Linked DNA regions of Homo sapiens: region 1 is linked to region 2. Evidence: read pairs that join two places in POLR2A ChIA-PET (ENCODE). Cell type or tissue: PC-3. All regions are shown on one strand. Each heading gives the region's core, and the rest is flanking DNA. Links, peaks and the distances in the headings are about the cores only.

The links. Peaks named below come from ENCODE experiments on the same cell type or tissue, not always from the same donor. Only the 100,000 strongest peaks of a DNase experiment are listed, where the experiment ranks them.
Region 1: POLR2A ChIA-PET joins it to region 2 with 8 read pairs; 2 of 35 experiments call an interaction of 5 or more read pairs at or near these places.

Annotation. Positions count from the first base shown.
Region 1 is chr4:76,909,541-76,912,472 of GRCh38, reverse strand. It overlaps LOC105377294 (a long non-coding RNA gene), which reads left to right. Exons shown (of 3, transcript XR_001741739.2): 2 at 2,314-2,495. Among named protein-coding and RNA genes, the nearest start is that of SOWAHB, 13 kb to the right of the region's middle. In PC-3, for the core only: no CTCF peak of the experiment used is centred there; no DNase peak of the experiment used is centred there.
Region 2 is chr4:76,965,523-76,968,454 of GRCh38, reverse strand. The region is part of intron 1 of SEPTIN11 (septin 11); the gene reads right to left. Among named protein-coding and RNA genes, the nearest start is that of SEPTIN11, 17 kb to the right of the region's middle. In PC-3, for the core only: no CTCF peak of the experiment used is centred there; no DNase peak of the experiment used is centred there; H3K27ac peaks cover 440 bases.

The DNA of each region.
Region 1 (2,932 bases), core at 270-2,769, 56 kb after region 2:
ACTGGTGGCTGGGGGTAGGGAGGAATGGTGAATGACTGCTGCAAGTTGAGTATCCCTACATAAAATGCTTGGATCAGAAGTGTTTCGGATTTCAAAATTTTTTTTGAATATTGAAATATTTGCATATACATAATGCAATATCTTGAGGATGGGACCCAAGTCTAAACATAAATTTCATTTATGTTTCTTAAACACATAGCCTGAGGTAATTTTATATAATATTTTAAATAATTTTGTGCATGCAACAATGTTTTGACTGTAACTTGTCACATGAGGTCAGATATGGAATTTTCCACTTGTGGTATGAGGTCTGTGCTCAAAAGCTTTGGATTTTGGAGGATTTTAGATTTCAGATATTTGGATAAGGAATGCTCAACTTCTAATGGGTGGAAGGTCTGGTTCTTTCCCAATAACCTGTAGCTATGTCTCTCCCAACCTGGCATTATTTAGTCTTAAAGAAGTCTTATCTTCTTACTTAAAATTAAATAAGATATATATATATATAGAGAGAGAGAGAGAGAGATTGATGGGCTGTTTCACTTTTTTTATATATATATTCATTATATTGAATATAATATTGAACATGAATATTATATGGCTATAAATATATAAAATATGAGTACATAGTATGTACATTTAATTTAATATAGTACATACATTTAATTTAATACATAATTAAATGTATGTATACATTTAAAATATCCCAACCTGGCATTATTTAGTCTTAAAGAAGTCTCATCTTCTTACTTAAAATTAAATAAGATATATATATAGAGAGAGAGAGAGAGAGAAAGAGAGAAAGAAAGAGAGATTGATGGGTTGTTTCACTTTTTTTATATATATTCATTATATTGAATATAATATTGAACATGAATATTATATGGCTATAAATATATAAAATATGAATATATAGTACATACATTTAATTTAATATATAATTAAATGTATGTATACATTTAAAATCTATAATTAAATGTATGTATACATTTAAAATATATAACATGTATATATGTGTTAATATATATTAAACATATGTGCAAGTCACAGTCAAATCTGTTGCATGCACAAAATTATGAAAAATATTATATAAAATTACTTTTGGGCTATGTGTATAGGAAACATAAATGAAATTTGTCTATATGTATATCAGCAATCATTGCTACATAATGATGATTCAGTCAGCAATAGACTGCATATACGATGGTGGTCCCATAAACTTATAATGGAGCAGAAAAATTTCTATCACACATATACTTATTGTTGTGCTACTATTTTCTGTCTTACTAGTCAGTGTAGTAACATGATATAAAGGCTTGCAGCCTAGGAGCAATAAGCTATACCACATAGCCTAGGTGTGTAGTAAGCTATACCATCTAGGTTTGTGTAAATATACTCTACGATGTTTTCACAAAAACAAAATCTCCTGACATATTTCTGAGAACATAACCCTGTTAAGGAACACATGACTGTATATGCTTAAGGAGGAGCTCATCATTAAAGAGGGATCATGTAAATTTCTATTATAAATGGCATTTTCCATAATTTAAAGTTTGCAGAGCAATTATTTTCAGATATGGCTAGGCAGTTATTGTTTTAAGTTTAACATTGCTGAAGGCACATACTAGGTGTATGTGCCAATCCCCTGGGCTTGCAGTATTGTTTGCTTGGGCTTGGAGTTCAGCATTATCTTTAATCTATGGTTTCTTTGTAAGAAATGATTTCAGTATATATTATAACTTTATTGCTATTTGTATGCTTGTTAAGTGGATTTACAGATTATATTATCTACTTTTAACTAAATTAATCTTCACCAAGGAGGCAAATGATTCATGAATAGGGAGAAAAACTAGGTTGTAGCTTGCTATGGTTTGAATGTTTGTATCCCCCCAAAATTCACATTCTGTAACCTAATCACCAATGGGATGGAATTAGGAGGTCATGGGGGCAGAGCCCTCATGAATGGAATTTATGCACTCGGAGAACCCAGAGAACTACCTTGCCCCTTCTATCATGTAAAGACATAGCTAGAAGACACCATCTATGAACCAGAAAATGGGTCCTCAGCAGTCACTGAATCTGCTGGCATTTTAATCTTGGACTTTCCAGTCTCCAGAGCTGTGAGAATTAAATTTCCATTGCTTTGAAGCTGCCCAGTTTATCATATTTTGTTATAGCAGCCCAGATGAATTAAGACATAGCTACATCTTGAAGATCTTGATCCTGTAAGCAATGAATAACCATTGCAAAATTGTTTTGGGGTTTGTTTGCTTGTTGTTTTATCAAGAGAGTAATATAATCTGATCTGGCTTTTAGGGTTACAAGATGGGCAGTACAATAGAGGATGGACTGGAGTTGGAAAAGACTAAAGCAGCAAGTTTGATAAGGAGGCTACAGCAATAGTCCAGGTGAAAGACGCAAGAGCCCAAAATGCAGCAGTGGCCAAGGGAATGGATCTGAGATAAAGTTCAGAAGATAGAGTTGGCAGGGCAGGTGAGGTAAGTGCTTGGGATAAATTCACATGGTCTGGTTGAACACCTGTGGGCTCTGTAATATAGGAAGAATGACTTTGGTAGAATGGAAAGATAATGAGGGCTAGTCTGGACATGCTGATTTAGGACCAAGAAAGACCCAGTAAGAAGCAAGAAATATGAGGCTAAAGTGTGGTAGAAAGGCCCAGGTAGAACTACATGTAATTAAAACAATATTTCATGTGATTTCTCCCAAGAAGAGGATATATTTGAAAGAGGGGTACCTTCTATCACTTCTTGGCTTTAAAACTCTGTTGGCCTCCTGTGATCTCAGAGATGGATTTCTCCAAATATCTTAATTTGATACTCAAAAGTGTCCCCAGTCTATTACCAAACTATCTCTTATTCAGTCATTTATTCAACCCATCCGCCTTTCTAGAGAGCCTGGATGTACTGCGGTGAGT
Region 2 (2,932 bases), core at 140-2,639:
TTTGTATAGGCAGGAAGACCGAAAAGAAGGGAGGATGCTGGGTTTCAGCTGTAGAGGGAAGGATTAACAGGAAATTTAAGCCTCAACTTAAGTCCTTAGGCCTCAATAAGGATTAATGGGAAATTTAAGCCTCAATTCCCCAGGCCTCAGTTTCCTCATCTTAAAGGAAGGTCCTTTATAAGGTGACCTTTGAAGGCCCTTCTGGCTCTAGCACTAATAATTTGTTGAAATTTGGTAACAAATTTTATTCTACCTATATCAACTTGCATTTTATATCGTCCCACTGCCGAATTCATAAATAATTTCATGGCCTATAGGAACAGCCATTAACTGTCATTGGAACTCAACCAAAAATAGAAAATCCAACCCCATTCACTATATATAGCATATGTTTTTGCGGAGCCACATTTGCTTGGCTACCACACACTCTAGAATTCCTCCCACTCCCTCAGCTGTGGGCCTGCTCACACCATACATCAACTTTTGGTTCTCCAAATTTGCTCTCTTATGGCCGGGCCTGTATTGGAGAAATCCTGTTACAGAAACAATTCAAAAATGTTGATGTTGTCCTCAACCAATCTATATGTTTTAATATCAGAGTTCAAGCACTTGCTTCACTTGTATTTTAAAAGCAGCCACATTTTCTGCACACACAAAAAGCTTAAATTGTTCAAATGTTAAATCATTCTAAAAGGCATACCAAAAAAAAAAAAACTATTAATGGTTCCTTTATTCAAATACAAGAAAAACAAATAAATTTATTTCCAATGGAAATCAGATTGCAAATTGGCAGACTCAACCAGCAAATGTGTTTATGTGACCCACACAGTATTTTTAAAACATTTAGTTGCCAACATTGTCAGATGTGGAAATTTCACATCAAATTCCAAATGTCCATCTCTTCTTTTGAAAAACTGAAGACTATGGCACCATCAGGCCCCCATTTCCTAGTCAGAGCCAAGAGGTGGCATGTGTTTTTCCAGCAGTTTAACTGAAGAATGTGGGTTGCCTTTTTGGTACTTTTTCTCCCTCAAATAAATAAGCTAAATAATGAAGCTCATTCATAGATGGCTTACACATTTGCCTCCCTTACTATCATCTTACCATGCCATCAATAATTCAACACGGAACCTAATTGAAGCTTAACCAAAACTGTGTATAAACCATTGGCCATTAACTAAAGAGAAAGTTAGATAAATTTCTATTTCTTATTAATGTTATAGCTACATCAGGTTAAGCACTTTTTCTTTTCTTTTTTGTGATGGAGTCTCACTCTGTCACCCAGGCTGCAGTAAAGGGGCATGATCTTGGCTCACTGAAACCTCTGCCTCCTGGACTCAAGCAATTCTCGTGCCTCAGCCTCCCAAGTAGCTGGGATTACAGGTGTGAGCCACCACACCTGGCTAATTTTTGTATTTTTAGTAGAGACACGGTTTTGCCATGTTGGCCAGGCTGGTCTCAAAATCCCGACCTCAAGTGATCTGCCCACCTCGGCCTCCCAAAGTGCTGGGATTACAGGCCAGGTTAAGCACTTTTCTAACTACAATAAAGCATAAGCATTAACTGAGATCTAGACTACTTAATATTTTTTGAGACAGGGGCTCCCTCTGTCTCCCAGGCTGGAGTACAGTGGCACAATCTCGGCTCACTGCAGCCTGAAACTCCCAGACTCAAGCGATCCTCCCACCTCAGCCACCGGAGTAGCTGGGACAACAGGTGAGCGCCACCACCTCCCAGCTAATTCTTGTATTTTTTCTGAGAAATGGGGTTTCACCATGTTGCCGGGGCTGGTCTCAACCTCCTGGGCTCAAGTGATCTATCTTCCTCGGCCTCCCAAAGTGCTGGGAATTACAGGTGTGAGCCACCATGCCTGGCTGATTACATAAATTTTTAATTTTTTTCAAGATGTATTATTGTTAGATTTAAATTTGGTCTATTAGAAAATCACTGGAAAATCTCCAAACTTTATACATTAAAAAAAAAAAAAGTCAGCTATACTCATCTTGTGGCTTCTTTGCTGAAAATAGTTGCTATATTTGCCTAATCAGGTCATAGTCATTTTACAAGCCTTAACAGTTTCCTGTCTCTATCCTGCATAAAAAGCACAGGATAACTAATTTGACCAAATATCTTCCTAAATCTTCTTCTTAGCCCTACTGTGGATTCAACTGTCTCTTGTCAAGTGGAGATAAAACTCATTTCATGAGAGAATTCTTTGCAAAACTAGCATAAATCTTGAGTTGTGGTAACATTAAAATGTAGGGCGCCATCCAACTACTTACTCTCTCCACTCACCATGGAATAAAGCAAACTGGACTAAACTGCAACACAGATGATGAGATGAAACACAGACTTTCCTTCTCTCCCAGGAACATAGTTAACAAAGCCTAAGGGAACACAAAGGGCAGACTCTGCTGGAGACAAAACCATGTAAAAGAAATGGCAGCCTCTTATAGCTGAAAGCTTGCAGTTGTCCATCAGAAAGTTGGTGAAAATTTCAATATAGCTCTTTTTCTAAAGCACATTATCTTTTTACATCAATAGACAGCTGAGCCAAGCCCTGAGAGCATTTCCGATGATACAAGATCCTTTTACCATCACAAAACCATTCCCTTTAAATCCTAAGATACCGTGTATAGGGTTCCAAATTTAGAATATACATATTCTGCACTCTGTCATGAGAGAAAATCACTATTGGCTCCTAAATTAAACTATAAAAGCATAGCAACAATTCTTGCTTTATGTTGTGAGGAAAACTGCACTTTTAAATATCATTGGTGCAAGCATTATTTCCTTCAATGTGTCTGTTCATATGACTAAAATGTACTTGATACACAAGTTTCTTTTAGAAATAGAAATATTAAAATAAGTATTTCCTATAATAAATTATATATAATATGTATTATATAGGCAATAATACATAATATTATAC